Linked DNA regions of Homo sapiens: region 1 is linked to region 2. A link is a loop called in an ENCODE intact Hi-C map of the cell type or tissue named here. Cell type or tissue: dorsolateral prefrontal cortex. All regions are shown on one strand.

Evidence for each region. Hi-C counts contacts between places; a loop is a spot of excess contacts. Peaks named below come from ENCODE experiments on the same cell type or tissue, not always from the same donor. Only the 100,000 strongest peaks of a DNase experiment are listed, where the experiment ranks them.
Region 1: it touches region 2 in a loop (6-fold over the local background); 28 of 110 quality-filtered maps call a loop at or near these places.

The regions. Positions count from the first base shown.
Region 1 is chr3:159,581,819-159,589,818 of GRCh38, reverse strand. The region is part of intron 4 of IQCJ-SCHIP1 (IQCJ-SCHIP1 readthrough); the gene reads right to left. The region is part of intron 1 of SCHIP1 (schwannomin interacting protein 1); the gene reads right to left. Among named protein-coding and RNA genes, the nearest start is that of IQCJ-SCHIP1-AS1, 180 kb to the left of the region's middle. In dorsolateral prefrontal cortex, a CTCF peak has its summit at 3,033 (motif pointing right); a DNase peak (open chromatin) is centred at 3,065.
Region 2 is chr3:159,256,786-159,264,785 of GRCh38, reverse strand. It overlaps IQCJ-SCHIP1 (IQCJ-SCHIP1 readthrough), which reads right to left. Exons shown (of 10, transcript NM_001414413.1): 4 at 2,103-2,238. It overlaps IQCJ (IQ motif containing J), which reads right to left. Exons shown (of 4, transcript NM_001042706.3): 4 at 1,039-2,238. The coding sequence ends at 2,055. Among named protein-coding and RNA genes, the nearest start is that of SCHIP1, 12 kb to the left of the region's middle. In dorsolateral prefrontal cortex, CTCF peaks have their summits at 662, 866 (motif pointing left), 4,336 and 4,537 (motif pointing right); DNase peaks (open chromatin) are centred at 840 and 4,531; H3K27ac peaks cover 303 bases.

The sequences.
Region 1 (8,000 bases), 330 kb before region 2:
TCTGACATCTAATGAGACAGAATATTGCTCAGTAAACATAAACATTTCTTCACAGTATAGTCCCTTTTGTATCAGGTCCTATGGAGGCTTTTATACAATTTCTAATTTTGTCATGAAATTTCTGCCAAAGCCTGTCCTCAGAATCCATACTCTTGGTTAACAGAACGCTTAGTACACATGTGTAAAGTTTAGCTAAGGAAATAGACATCTATTTAAAATTATACCACAGCCAATATCATACTGAATGGGCAAAAACTGGAAGCATTCCCTTTGAAAACTGGCACAAGACAGGGATGTCCTCTCTCACCACCCCTATTCAACATAGTGTTGGAAGTTCTGGCCAGGGCAATCAGGCAGGAGAAAGAAATAAAGGGTATTCAGTTAGGAAAAGAGGAAGTCAAATTGTCCCTGTTTGCAAATGACATGACTGTATATCTAGAAAACCCCATCGTCTCAGCCCAAAATCTCCTTAAGCTGATAAGCAACTTCAGCAAAGTCTCAGGATACAAAATCAATGTGCAAAAATCACAAGCGTTCTTATCCACCAATAACAGACAAACAGCCAAATCATGAGTGAACTCGCATCCACAATTGCTTCAAAGAGAATAAAATACCTAGGAATCCAACTTACAAGGGATGTGAAGGACCTCTTCAAGGAAAACCACAAACCACTGCTCAGCGAAATAAAACAGGACACAAATGAATGGAAGAACATTCCATGCTCATGGGTAGGAAGAATCAATGTTGTGAAAAATGGCCATACTGCCCAAGGTAATTTATAGATTCAGTACCATCCCCACCAAGCTACCAATGACTTCCTTCACAGAATTGGAAAAAAACTACTTTAAATTTCATATGCAACCAAAAAAGAGCCCACATTGCCAAGACAATCCTAAGCCAAAAGAACAAAGCTGGAGGCATCACGCTACCTGACTTCAAACTCTACTACAAGGCTACAGTAACCAAAACAGCATGGTACTGGTACCAAAACAGATATAGACCAATGGAACAGAACAGAGCCCTCAGAAATAATGCCACACATCTACAACTATATGATCTTTGACAAACCTGACAAAAACAAGAAATGGGGAAAGGATTCCCTATTCAACAAATGGTGCTGGGAAAACTGGCTAGCCATATGTAGAAAGCTGAAACTGGATCTCTTCCTTACACCTTATACAAAAATTAATTCAAGATGGATTAAAGACTTAAATGTCAGACCTAAAACCATAAAAACCCTAGAAGAAAACCTAGTCAATACCATTCAGGACATAGGCATGGGCAAGGACTTCATGTCTAAAACAGCAAAAGCAATGGCAACAAAGCCAAAATTGACAAATGGGATCTAATTAAACTAAAGAGCTTCTGCACAGCAAAAGAAACTACCATCAGAGTGAACTGGCAACCTACAGAATGGGAGAAAATTTTTGCAATCTACTCATTTGACAAAGGGCTAATACCAGAATCTACAAAGAACTCAAATAAATTTACAAGAAAAAAAACAACCTCATTCAAAAGTGGGCAAAGGATATGAACATACACTTCTCAGAAGAAGACATTTATGCAGCCAACAGACACATGAAAAAATGCTCATCATCACTGGCCATCAGAGAAATGCAAATCAAAATCACAATGAGATACCATCTTACACCAGTTAGAATGGTGATCATTAAAAAGTAAGGAAACAACAGGTGCTGGAGAGGATGTGGAGAAATAGGAACACTTCTACACTGTTGGTGGTACTGTAAACTGGTTCAACCATTGTGGAAGACAGTGTGGTGATTTCTCAGGGATCTAGAACTAGAAATACCATTTGACCCAGCCATCCAATTACTGGGTATATACCCAAAGGATTATAAATCATGCTGCTATAAAGACACATGCACACGTATGTTTATTGTGGAACTATTCACAATAGCAAAGACTTGGAACCAACCCAAATGTCCATCAATGATAGACTGGGTTAAGAAAATGTGGCACATATACACCATGGAATACTATGCAGCCATAAAAAAGGATGAGTTCATGTCCTTTGTAGGGACATGGATGAAGCTGGAAACCATCATTCTCAGCAACTAACACAGGGACAAAAAACCAAACACCACATGTTCTCACTCACAGGTGGGAATTGAACAATGAGAACACTTGGACACCGGAAGGGGAACATTACACACTGGGTCCTGTTGTGGGGTGGGGAAAGGGGGGAGGGATAGCATTAGGAGATATACCTAATGTAAATTATGAGTTAAGGGGTGCAGCACACCAACATGGCACATGTATACATATGTAACAAACCTGCACGTTGTGCACGTGTACCCTAGAACTTAAAGTATAATAAAAATAAAAAAGTTATGTATTCACGTCAAATGTCTGGAAAAATTTCTCCAAAATGTTAGCAGTGATTGCCTCTGGGTAATAAGTCTTTTTTTTTTTTAAAGCAATTGTTTAGTTTTTTATTCATCTTGTTCTACATTTTTGAAGTGTTAACATGAGAATAAAACATTTCATAATAAATAATAAAGATACTTTCGTTTAAAAGAAAATTGTATTTCAAGATGATACATAATTCAAAAGTCTTGCTAGTAACTCTTAAACTTGATTGTGCATCAGAATCACATGAGGAGCTCTTAAAAATTACGAACTGCTTTCCAGGTTTTATCTCTTAGTTAATGAATCAGACTGTCTATCACTAGACCCAGGAGTCAGTATTTTGGAAAAGCTTCCCAGGTGGTTCTGATGGAGTCTGAGTGGCATCTGCCCTTGGACTGGCATTCAGCAGCCAGAGACTTAGAAACAAACAGCACGTGCAGTTTTAGATTTCCCAGGTGTGGAGAGAAGCTTCCTCTCTCTGCTGACACGTATATGATAGCCCTAATGAGGATAAATAACTACCTTTCTAAAGTTACCTGCTGCCAAGTAAATTTCCTAATTGCCATGGAACCTTTAGTTGGGCCGCTTTGTTTATTTTGACAAGAGCTGCTAAAGTATTTTAAAAGGAACACTTGGAATCTGTGATGGAAGGACTTCAGGCCTCATCATTCCAGCAGAGGGCAGCAGCCATGGGGTCTGCAGAGAAAAGCCCTGGACCATCCTCAGGCCTAGCATGGAAATTGGATCTTTCCTTTTTCTAGCCAACCCAGGGGCAGAGGCAGGAAATGAGATAAGCAAGTTAAAATCATCCTGGGTGACACGGAGGCTGAGCCTTATAGCATCCTCAGGGATCTGCTGTGATGCCATCCATTTGTAAGATGCTACGTTTAAATATTAAGAAAATGTTTTCTGGATACAGCATTTAATACAATGAGACAGAAGCAGGAGGAAAGAATAGGGTTAAAGGATTCACTAGGATGGTCAGGCAGCTGTAAAGGCAATTTGCATTCTTTCTGCATTCTTTCAATTCTAAGCATAGCGTTTTTAAAAATTTGCTTTTATTGTTGGGTCCTGACTGCATATGAAAATAAGGGTCCAGTCACTGAGGCAAAGCTGGTTCATCCTTCCAGCTTCAAACCTAGAGGAAGGGGACATAGCCCAGCAACCTTTGCTCCCCTGCTGGTGCTGCTCTTTATCTTTTGGGGAAGGCAGCAGGACAGCTGGAGAAATAGACATCCCTGTGGCCAAAACCACCTAGGGACGAATGTCCTTATCATTCAGTTTCCCTTATCTGATCCCTTACACATTTTTTTTTTTCCAATTGCAAATCCTCAGGCTTATCTAGCAGATTTAAGTTGAGGAAAAACCAAAGCTTATTAATTTATTTCTGGAGTTTCAAGGGACTGTTTAGTTATCTTAGAGCTGAATGTAACAGCCAGCCTGAAACTTACATTCTTCTCCATCCATCCATCCATCCATTCATCCATCCATCCAATAATATTATGCTAGGCACTAGGTAGGTAGGGATGATGAACAAGAAAGGATTCCCCTTTAAAAATTTTTTTCCAGCCTAGCAGGGAAGATATAACTATTAAAATTATGATAAAACATTCTAAATGCTAAAACATAGGTAAGACTTATTAATTTTGAAATGGTTTTATTAGATATAGTATAGCTGTTAAGAGTTATACTATAGGGTCAGATTGCTAATTCAAGTTCTATCTCTTTCATATACTTTCTGTGTGAACCTGGGCAAATATTAATCTTTCTGTGCCCCCATTCCTCATTTATAAAAGATGGATAAGTGTGCTATGTAATAAGTTTCTTAGGAGAATTAAATTAGTTAATATGTATTTATTTGAAAAACTCAGAAATCACAACCTGAAAGGCAAAAATACAATTAAACAGGGAGTTTACACAAACAGTTCTAACTTCTGCCCAACATCATTCTTGAACATTTTCTCTACCTTTTATCTCCATCCTTCCAAGTAGCACATGGAACAACATGAAAATGGAACAACAGGAAAATAATGGTAGGAGAATTGGCTCTAAGAAACGAATCTCCTGTGAAAGAAAATTACCAAGTTGTCTCTGGAATAGTGTTTTTATCCCTTTTAAGGTCATGGATTCCTTTGAGTATTCATTCACTGATTTAATAATTACTTAGTGAGTACCTACTCTGTGTTAAATGTTATTCCAGGCACTCAGAACAAAGCAAAGATTGTTGCCCTTGTGGAGTTAATATTCTGAGAGGCAGGGAGTTAGACAAGCAAAAACCATAATACAGAAGTCAATTATCTAGTATACAGGAGGTGACATGTTTTAGAAAAACAAAAAGCAGGAAAGAGAGGGTCAGAAGTGCTGGTAGATGCGGTGGGGCAGGGTGTAATTTAAAATAGGGTGGCCGGGGTAGAACTCATTGAGAAGGTAACATTTGAGCAAGGATATAAAGAAGGTAAGGGAATTGGCTGCACACATATCTGAGGGAAGTGTTTGAAGTCTGGGAGGTGTTAGTGCAAAGGTCCCAAGTCAGGGAATGCCTGGGGTGTTACAAGGAGGTCAGTGTGGTTAGGGCTGAGTGAGACAGGGAGTGGTAGGGGATGAGAGCAAACTACCTAGGAAAGCCACCCATCGTTTCTTTGGAGCAGTGATTCCCATACTTCAGCATGCATCAGGGCTTACTGAAACACAGGCTGTGGTAGTCCCATCCCAGAGTTTCTAACATTTCTAACAAATTCCCAGGTGATATTGATGTTGCTGGTTAGGGGACCACACACTGAGAACCTCTCATCTAATACATAGTTACACAATGATACGTATGTTTTGATGGTATTGCTGGGCCCCTAAAGTCTGTCCTGGACTTCAGTTTAGGAATCCTCTAGTAAAAAGCATGGTATTTGACCTGTAACTCCGGCTAGAAAAATTCCTGATAATGTTCCTGATTAAACTTCTTAACCACAATGATGGCTGTTTAGCTCTGCTGTATGTGTGTTTTACTTTCATTGAATAAGAATTTGTGGAGTACTTTGTTACAAACACAAATTTGAGCTTCTTGAAAGATAACGTTAAATAGCACTAGAAACCTTTCCACAGGGCACATAATTGGCTTGACATATTACCTTTTAAAATAGCATGTGACTCTGTCCATGTCTCAAGACGGGAAGATTAAAGACCCGGAGTTCCGCAGTGTATCCTCATCAGGATGGTACCCATAAATTAAGAAGGAGCCAACAAATCCCCTAGACTTCTAAATAACAAAAGGGTTTTTTGACTGTTTTTAAAGAGAAGCTGAAGCAGCACTCAAAGAACCAAAATGACCTGGCAAGTACCTGTCGTGAAGAGATAGTGGGGAGAATATTAAGTGAAAAGAGGGAAATGTGAAAGCTAGAATCAGATAGCTTAATCAGTGCAAGATGAGGTCTGAATTATGTGCAACCTACTTTGTATTTACTTGGTTTTGCAAATTAGATTGGAGTTTGATCTATAGGCTGGACAAGAGCAATTGTGCATTTCTGGGATACCTCAGAGAATAAGTACTCAGCGAGAGAATAAAGAGCCGATTGGCATGTTAAGAATGCAAATGATGAGGACACAGAAATGCTCCAAGGAGCAAGAGAGGACAACTGGGCAGTGAATAAAAACATGCACAAAACTAACGTAATCATTGCCTTATGATACTTACTGTTCCTACCATGGAGAAGGTTAAGCAGCCAAAAGATTCATTGACTCAAAGATACTGATTTCCAAAGATGACTAAGGCATATCAGGCCTTAGAGGGACTTAAATTATGAAGCAGTGGCTCATATTTTGAAGCAATTACCATGTCATTTTCAGACACATGTTTCTTTTCAGTTTTCTGTGTTTTCTTATGCTCTGGGTTTGGAGACAGTGCACCTTTTCCAGCTGAAGTCAAAGTGACTATACACTATCCATTTCAGTTAAACCCACATCTCAAATAAATGTCTATAATGTTTAGCGGATATTCTCCTTGTCAAAATAAATAGTGGAGCGTTTCTTTTAAAATAGGATTGTCTTTTGTAACAGTATAATCATAGGAGTATAATTTTCTAGTTAAAGCAATATTTAATAAATTGGACTGCTTTGTGGGTCTCAAATATTCACTGACAGGAAGTCAGATTGGTGATAGGGAAAAGTTGCTAAACTTAATGCTATGACATGTGAGTTAGTCTTTGTTGGGTTTCATGGTTGTGTTGCCTTAGAAAAGTCACTTACATACCCTAGAAAATCCGTGAAATGATTGCAGTTAAGCAGTTGTTAGAAGGTCAAATGTGATAGGTTGTGTAAATTTAATTTTAAATCCTAACATGTGGTACAAGTGTTTGATATTAGTATTATCTATACTTGAGGTTGAAATTTACATCATTTTTTCAGAAATGTTGCTGGAGGATACAAAAGCTTTTAAATAAATGAACTATTTACAGATCAACAAAATACTGTATTAAGAGTAAAATTGAGTTAACCAATTTTTGTGCTTATTGATTAAAATTGAATATAGGCCCTTGTATCAGAAAAGAACAATTACCAACTATATTAATTAACACTAATTTGCATTTAGTGGGGTGTCCTGAATTAATTTCCATGAGTTAAGAATAACGGATATTTTTGAATGTGTGTGTGTGTGTGTGTGTGTGTGTGTGTGTATATATATATTTCAGTTGCGTGTCTTATATTTACAGGCATACCTCAGAGATATTGAGTTTGGTTCCAGACCACTGCAATAAAAGAAATATCACAATTAAGCTAATTATATATATTTTTTAGTTTCCCAGTGCATATAAAAGTTATGTTTATACTGCAGTCTATTAAGTGTGCAATAGCATTATATCTTAAAAAACCTAATGTACGTACTTTAATTTCAAAATACTTATTGCTTAGAAACATACTCAGGCTGCCTGGCAAAAGTAAAATTATTAAAAAAAATACTTTATTGCTAAAAAATGCTAACAATCATCCGAGCCTTCAGATGGCTGGGTGTGGTGGCTCATCCCATCCTAACACTTTGGGAGGCCGAGGCAGGAGGATCACTTGAGTCCAGGAATTCAAGACCAGCCCTGGCAACATAGTAAGACATCATTTCTATTAAAAATAAAAAAAAAATAAGCCAGACATGGTGGCCCAAGCCTGTAGTCCCAGCTACTCAGGAGGTGGGAGATTTCTTGAGCCGGGAAGACTGAGGCTGTAGTGAGCTATGATCATACCACTGCACTTCAGCCTGGGGAACAGTGAGACCCTGTCTCAAAAACAAGACAAAACAAAAACAAAAAAACCCAACAACAAACAAAAAACCAACAACATAAAAAAAACCTATCTAGATCATAGACTGAATTTTGGCTTTGTATCTGGATTTTGACTTCACAAATAACACTCAAAGTATTTTAAAATAGAAGGCTAAGTATTATGTAAATATAACTCATGATTCAGTTTTAATTATATACTAAAATTATTTCTCCAATTGTGAAGATTTCGTATAGGGAAAAGACCCCTCAACTCTTCAGCAATATTTTCTATATAGACACAGCTTCATAAAAAGAAAAAATGAGACCTATGTGATTATACTGTTTATAGAATAATTTTTTCATTAAAACTTTCATTTTGAGATAATTGGAGAT
Region 2 (8,000 bases):
TGCATGCCACCACACCCAGCTAATTTTTGTATTTTTGGTAGAGACAGGGTTTCGCTATGTTAGCTAGGCTGATCTCAAACTCCTGACCTCAAGCGATCTGCCCACCTCAGCCTCCCAAAGTGCTGGGATTACAGGCATTGATTCTCACTTTTTATAGGCAATCATGGGTGAGCCAGACTGCCATTCACTGAATACAGTCATCCTCAGCACATGAGCACAGAGCTAAAGGATGATGATATGGTGGGGCTACAGGATGCACCCCCAATTCAGTCTGATATACCTTATGGGAGAACAAATTTCTGGGAACATTTGAGGGAGGAAATATCTTCTACTAAAAACCAACAAGGAATCAGGAGGCTAAGCTAAATTAAATAAAGTAGAACTGTTAGTGAAGCTGTGCAGAGATATAAATGAAGTTGATGACTCATGAACAGGGAAGAACATGCATTTATGCACAAAACACTTATGCTAGAATCGAAGCAGTACAGCCGTACAAATATAAAACAAACATATATTCTCATAGGAGTCCAATAAAACCGAAAGGTTAAGCACCCTAAAGCAACACTAAAACTTTTAGATATCACTGGATTCAGCAGCAATTGAGAATTGTCGTGAATTGGGGCTGTGAGAAGGTACAAAAAAAGTAAATCCAAACATTTAACTCACAAAGTGATTTCTAATATTGAGTTTCCATCATTCAAATAAAATCCAAAAGTCATCTAATTTGCACTTTCTATTGGCATTTACAGCAAAGACATCTTAAACATTCAATTCTCACTTTAGTTTTTACCTCACAAATCATGAGTTAGACACAAACGAGAAGCCCTGGCATTTTCCAGTGTAGTTCACGAGTGCCCTCTAGTGATAGTGAGGTCAGTTAGGATAAGCCATTCCCCTAAATAATTGTTTTAAAAAGTGAAGATTCACTAAATGTTCAATTTCTGCTGTCAATTAAAAATGGATCTTCTGCCACTTTTATTTGCACTGCTATAAACTCAACTTATTCTCTCTCTTTAAATCCATATCTAGGCAAAACCATTTATTGAAGAATATGCAATGCAACCATCTGAAAACATTTCAAATACAGTAACTTTTACCTGATCCCAAAAAGAATACATTGCGTTGAGTGTTGGGAAACCTTTTTACCACAGAATAAACATGATAACCAAAAGTAAAAGAAAAATTTTTGGAAGTAATATACTTGTGTAATTACTTCATTTCTCTAACTTTTCAGCATTTCAGTGACTGGTTACAAATTATCACAATGCTTAAATCCACAAAATCCTGGTTCATAAATCCCTCATCACTGATTTCTTCCCACTTTTGGTGTTTTTTAAAAATAAAGACTTCCAGCAGATTCCCTTATTCCTTAACTCTCTATCTCAGATTTCTTAAACTGGTGGCCTGTAGGTCAATTGTGGTCTGTAGGCATGCTTACTTTACCTTTTAAATTTTCTTACTGGCTGCTAACACTTAAAAATGCAGATTTCTGACATGTCCTGAAGAAAGAAAATCACATTTGGCCATGCCTGCCTGTATCGCCACATGGTGTCACATTGTCAGGAGCCAAGTGCGCTGCCCTTCAGGTGAGGTCTATGTTCTCCGTGTAGCCAGGGGCACAGCTCAGCCACCTCAGTCATGAGGGTGACTTACCTGGCCCCTGGAGACATTTAAGTTGCAACCCCTGAGTGTGTGACCACTTTCAATTCTTCTGGTAAAAGTTCTCTTTCTACTCCTTATAACCAATCTTATCTTCTATCATATTAGCACCACACAATAAAAGAAACACACAGCACATACTAAAAGAAATATGCTATTATAAAGAAAAGCAAAAAAGATACCTCCATAATAGAGAAATGAGAACACATAAATGCAATCTATTTTCTCCAGACTTGATAAAGTTCACTTTGTGCTTATGAATTGTGTCTTTATTTTGAGGTGACAAAACTCTCACCATGGGTTCCTGGGTAGCAAATAAGCTACATAGATCTTCACTGTCACAAACCACCTGCTCACATCCCAAGATTTCTCTCTTAGAACCAAAGTCTAGGCTTTCAGTTGAATGTCAAGTCAGGACATAGAAAAAGAAACATGACACTCACGGGTGTGCTGCTGTCGGAGAAGGTGTTCATGCTGACAGAGCTGCTCAGCTTCTCTGAGGAGACAGAGGGTGGGGACGGGCTCCTCTTCCCCAGGGGCTCCTGCCGCTGCAGGTACTCTCGCCATGCTCGCTGAATGCTGAAAAAACAAAACAAAACAAAAAACAGCACACACATGATTACTGTTGGATCATGGTCCACAGACTCAGAAACTCACAAGGAGTCTGAAGGAATTGGCTTTGGTGCCAAGGGAAGTAGAACATACAGAATGTGATGTAGTGAATCAGGAGACCTGAACTTTAACTTCAATCCAGCCATGGAGACTGTCTCCCTACCTTACTGGTTTGACTTTCACAGACTTGACTGCACTCAACCGGCCTAAAAGAGTCAACTTAATAATAAAATTCATCAGTCAAAACAAACTAGTTTGCACAGGTAAATGTACTTTGATTTATGAGACAACAAATTCTTTCAATTTTTCATCTTATATTTTAGATGAGAATAATAAATAGGCTGACTACTACTGCATGCACTCAATGTGTGATTTTTGAGGGGCCATTCTGTGCCAGGGTCAGCTGTAGACTCTGAACAGGGACTCTGCCGTGCACAGCTCCAGAGCAGTCCTTTGCATGACTGCAAGGTGAAGGTGTCAGTGATGTGCAGCACAGTCTGCATGGCCAAATGCAGTGGCCCTGCTGTGGGGCACAAGGCAGGCGAGAGCACCACATCATGGGTTTTATATACTGTGGAAGGGAATAGGAAATGGACAAAGATTATAAATAAAGAAATGGACAAAGATTATTCAAGTGTTACGTACTACTCAGAGAATTAATGTAATGTCATTAGGCAGCTATTTCAGGTTTCGCCTAAGGAAGTTATTTTCTGTGATTAGTATCAGAAAAAATAAATTATCTTCTGCTCAGGATAACGGAAACCTCTTCTTAATATAAGCTAAGTGATTCCCCCATGGACTGTGTATTAGTCCGTTTTCATGCTGCTATGAAGAAATACCCGAGACTGGGTAATTTATTAAGAAAAGAGGTTTAATTGACTCACAGTTCTGCATGGCTGGGGAGGTCTCAGGAAACTTACAATCATGGCAGAAGGCACCTCTTCTGAGTAAAGGGGGAAGCCCCATGTAAAAGCACCAGACCTCCTGAGAACTCACTATCAACAGAACGGCATGGGGGAAATTGCCCCATGATTCAATTGTCTACATCTGGTCACACCCTTGACATGTGGGGATCATTACAATTCAAGGTGAGATTTGGGTAGGGACACAGAGCCAAATCATATCAGACTGGCTTGTGATCTTTGAGATTAACATCTCGATTTTCATAGGGGGGGTCACTGAACACAGTCTAACCTCTTCTGGGAGTTAACAGTTCATGCGGACTAGTTGTTAGGATTCAGCCTTTTAAAATAGTTTAAGATAGCTGTATTAATTCTATCACTATCTCTTCTAAACTCCTGGAAGCATCTGATCTCTGTAATTCTTTCACACACAACCTATGTCATTAAAGTTGTTTCTGAATCAACAAACTTATTTATTCTCATTTGGCTGGAATAGTTCAAAGATCATCAATTCTCAATGGTCACAGCATATAAATAACAAAAAAAATGTGACCACATTATTGAATCTGTATGTTTTCCCTAATTTATTAAAGGTCTGGGAATTACAATGCTCAAGGAAAAGTCCATCAACTGTAGTGAAAACAATACTTTTGGGTCAGTAGCCAATTCCCTGAAGCTAGGAAACTTAAGCTTTAGGGGTTCTTACTTAAAGGCCAGGAGCCTCTTCCAAGATCCTGATGAGGGGCTCTTCATGATTTGTATAGAATTGTAAAAATAAGATACTTTTAGAGTTTTTTTTTTAAAGGACTCTTCAGATTATACATACTTCAAGCCTCACTAAAGCAGAATCTGGCCCAAATTTGAATTATATTTGGTCACTGTTTTATTACGAAATCTTGCTCAAAGTGCATTTTTATTTCTGTTTTTCTTTGGCTTAAAGATTTTAAGCAGAATGGGAAAGGGAGTCCCATAAGATTGCCTGCCTGAGTTTGGTGGTCTTCTTGCTTCTTCAAGACCCGTTATATCAGAGAGGAGTGAACTTAAGGAAGCTGTCGGTGATGTTCACATCCTCTGAGTTGCTTGGGGTATCCCAGAGCCCAGCTAACAAATTCTGCTGCTTGAAGGTTCCTAAAGTCTCTAAACCTGCCCGTCAAGAGCTCAGAATGTGTAACATTTTAAAGGCTGTCTAAAAATTAGAAAATGTTGACAACCAATAGAACACCCACAACTTTATAGGACTTTGAGGTATTCTACACTGTCCTTTTTTCCCTTTAAATCGTCTTCATTATTCAGAACATACAAAAACAAAATATAGTGGCCATTTGAGATACTACATTTTAGCTTGTTGAACACCAGAGGGCGGTGTGACACCTCTAAAGAACCAAATAACATTGGGCAAAACTGAGATGAGAGGTTTGCAAAGGAATTTGCACTTAAACATCCTCTTCTCCCTCCTGGTTTTATGGAATTTGGAAATTGGCATACCAGTTCTCCTTAAGTCAGATATTAAGAAGACAACATTATTTTCTTCCTAGTTAATGGATATCCTTTTCTTTTCTAATTTATAAGGTGACAATATTAAGTACTTTTAAAATATGTATTTAAAACATCTGTGCACCCACTGACTTTCTTAATACAGGAGCTGTTTTTTTGTAATATTTATTTTATAGTCATCCACATATGTGAAAACAATTTATTACACGATCTTATTATTTTTAAAACATACTATGATATATATATTTCTCATTACTACTTGTCCTTCATAATTACAGTTTTGAGGACTAGATGATAAGCTGGACAAGTCTTTAAATTAGCATTTGGGGTCAAAAAATGACAGGGCCATCATGTCACACCAGGCTATTACCCAAAATTGCTACATTGTTTTTTAATGATGGAACTATGCTATGTTATTCTCTGTATCATAGAAAAGTGTTTACATGTTATTTACTCCCCTTGGCGATTCCTACAACATGACCTTCAAAGATTAAATTGTTCCAGTATTAAGCTGTCTTAATACCATCTCCAGATGTTATTTTACTGTAAGAGGGAACTAAAGTAAAATTTAGAAGCACCTCATCTCTCAATCATAAGGAATCACTTTCAGCCTTCTTCTCCTAGATTTACCATAATTCTTGTTCACAAGTCTCCTTTGTGGCTACAGAGTAAATTACCCACTACCTTGACATTTTTTTTTTGAAACTAGACAATGCTATTCATTATAATTATTTAAAGGCTTGTTGAAGTAAGAAAGCACATGTTGTGTGCTCCTATATTTTGAATTATAAATAAAGTGTAAGGGTTTACTTCTAAACAGATGACAAATACATTTTCAACAATTTTTCTTTTTGCTAGGTCAGTTCCTGTGTATCTTCTCTTATAGCAGGGGTGGCACAATCTGCCTGCCTCTGCCCTTTTTCTGTATATCCCTGTGTGTTTTGCAGTGCGGTTGGCTCTGTCATGCACTCACAGCCACTTGGGGGACTCACAGCCAGTGCAGTCCGGGTTGCCAATGCATATGTTTATCTAGAAGAGGAGAGGAGAGGGTTCCCAGAGAGCTAGGGTGCTTAGAGAAGGCTTGAGGGAGTCCTAGTATTTTAATTAGTCCTGAAGCATGGATGGGATTGAGATTGATGGAGAGGAAGAAGATCTTTGGGCAAAGGCACAGAAGTGAAGACACCAGGCAGGAAGCAGGAGGATCCCAGAGAAGAGCAGTAAGTCTGAGGCTACAAAGATGGCAAGAGGCTCTCAGAAGCCACCTGGGGTCAGGCTGGGGGCAGACTGTGCAGTGGGGCACAGACTGGGCAGTGTGGGCAACCCTGCTTTGGTGCAGTTGATAATTGGTTTCAACTTTTCAAGAACAGCCAGAAATCTTGATTTTTTATGAGAAAGTACTATTTTTTATATGTTACCAAACAATTATAAAAAATTCAAAATACATTATAACTCAAGTAGGCTGAATTTAGGGATGGACAAAAGAGGACACCATCAGAGAGGATACATTGAATCTGAGTATCTTGGAAACAATAGCTGACATACATAGAGCTCTTTTTTGTGTTGATTCTCTCATTCAATCCTTACCACAAGTGAACTGTGAGGGAGGCACCATGATTATCACATGGGTAGATTTTGCGTGCCCAATATTAATTTCTCCTTTTCATTGGTTTTGCGGATCCACCAACTCTTTACCCACGAGCTTTGGATGAAACAGATCCTACCCTATCACTGTAGAGGGTGGTCCATTCCCCCGGGCTGACTAGCCAGAGGGCCGTGGTTGGTTCAGTTTGGAGATGCACACATGGTTCAAGCCAGGTCTATTAAAGGCTGCTCTGGGGATTGTACTGAGACTATGAGAAAAAGGCCCTCTTTTTCATCTAAAGTTTCAGCAAGTAGAGCTGAAACTACCTGCAAGCCTAGAGCTGGCAGTGGCCACTTTGTTGCAATGTTGTGAGAACCCACATGAGAATGAATCATGGAAAGAGCAGAGTTTATAGAAGAAGAAAGACAGATGCCTGATAACCTTGCCCAATCGCCCGGGTTTCAGTGTGCTTAAAGCACGTTAGACCATGGGTATTTCTGTTATGTGATTCAATATGATCTTTTTTACATCTATAAATTAGTTTGAGCTGAGTTTCTGATACTTACAACCAAACAGTCCTGGCCGGTCTCAGGAAACAAGATGGGAACTGATCATCATTCCCAAAACTCAGAGCAGATCCCTGCCTCCCCATTACGTTTGTTCCCTCCTTACGGTTCAGCAAAAGGCAGAAATAGAGAAACAGGATGGAGACAGTGGGTTTGGCTTGTCATATACTGACTGTGAGTGGAGAAGTAGAACCCCTACTTATTTCAGTCTGTTAGTTGATTTTTCTATATGCAGCTAGCTAAAAGCTATCCTAACAGATATATCATATTTGCATCATTTGTTATCTATCCCAACCCTGTATCCTGATACAAACTTGTTCAAATGTCAATACGGGGCCACTGCATGCAACAGGCAGGTTTCCCACAGAAACTGCCCTCTCTTTCCAGCCTGCTTCCCCTCCACTCCAGTATCCGCCCGGTTTGTAGCTCTCGACTTCACTGCCACACTGATGGATGATGCTTCCTACGCACCAGGGCCTATGCTCTCTTGGCTCTTTCCATAGGTCTCTTCTCAAATACCCATAACTTTGCAGACTGTCAAGAATGTCAATGTTCTCACACATGAGAATTTGGGCAATTTGGGTCCTGGATCTATAACACTCTTTTCTTTATGAGGACTGAGAAGGTGCTTCAGAAATAATGCACCCAGGGTTACTGAGTCTAAGAAAGAAAATAGTGGTCCTGCAATACTATTAAACATCCAAAAAGAAGAGTATCAGATTAGGCTAATCCAAATGCTTCTTTTCAAACAAGTCCTCTTCCCCCACTAGAATGTAAAATCCTTGAGGGCAGTGACCACTCCACAGTTCTGGGATATATGACAAGTAGGTGATTAACAAATGTAATTCTTCTAACATTGCATCCCAGAAATAGCTCAAAGAAGAAAAAGTTTTATCTCATGATAAAGTATGCTTAGAGTCATAGAGGTTCTTGCCTAGTTTACCTCTCATGAGCTGTAGCTTTAGACAAAATACTAAACACACTGGCCTCCCTCTTTCTTATCCATAAAATAGGAGTAAGAATAACTTCTTTGTAACCCCTGCAAGAAGTCAAGGATAATGTATGTAAATTACTTAGCCCAAACTTGACAAATAGAGCTCCTAGATAAACTATTATAATTACTTAAGGAAAGGACATATCAAACATTTTCAAATACTTTGAAGTCACCTGTGCAAATCATCTAAG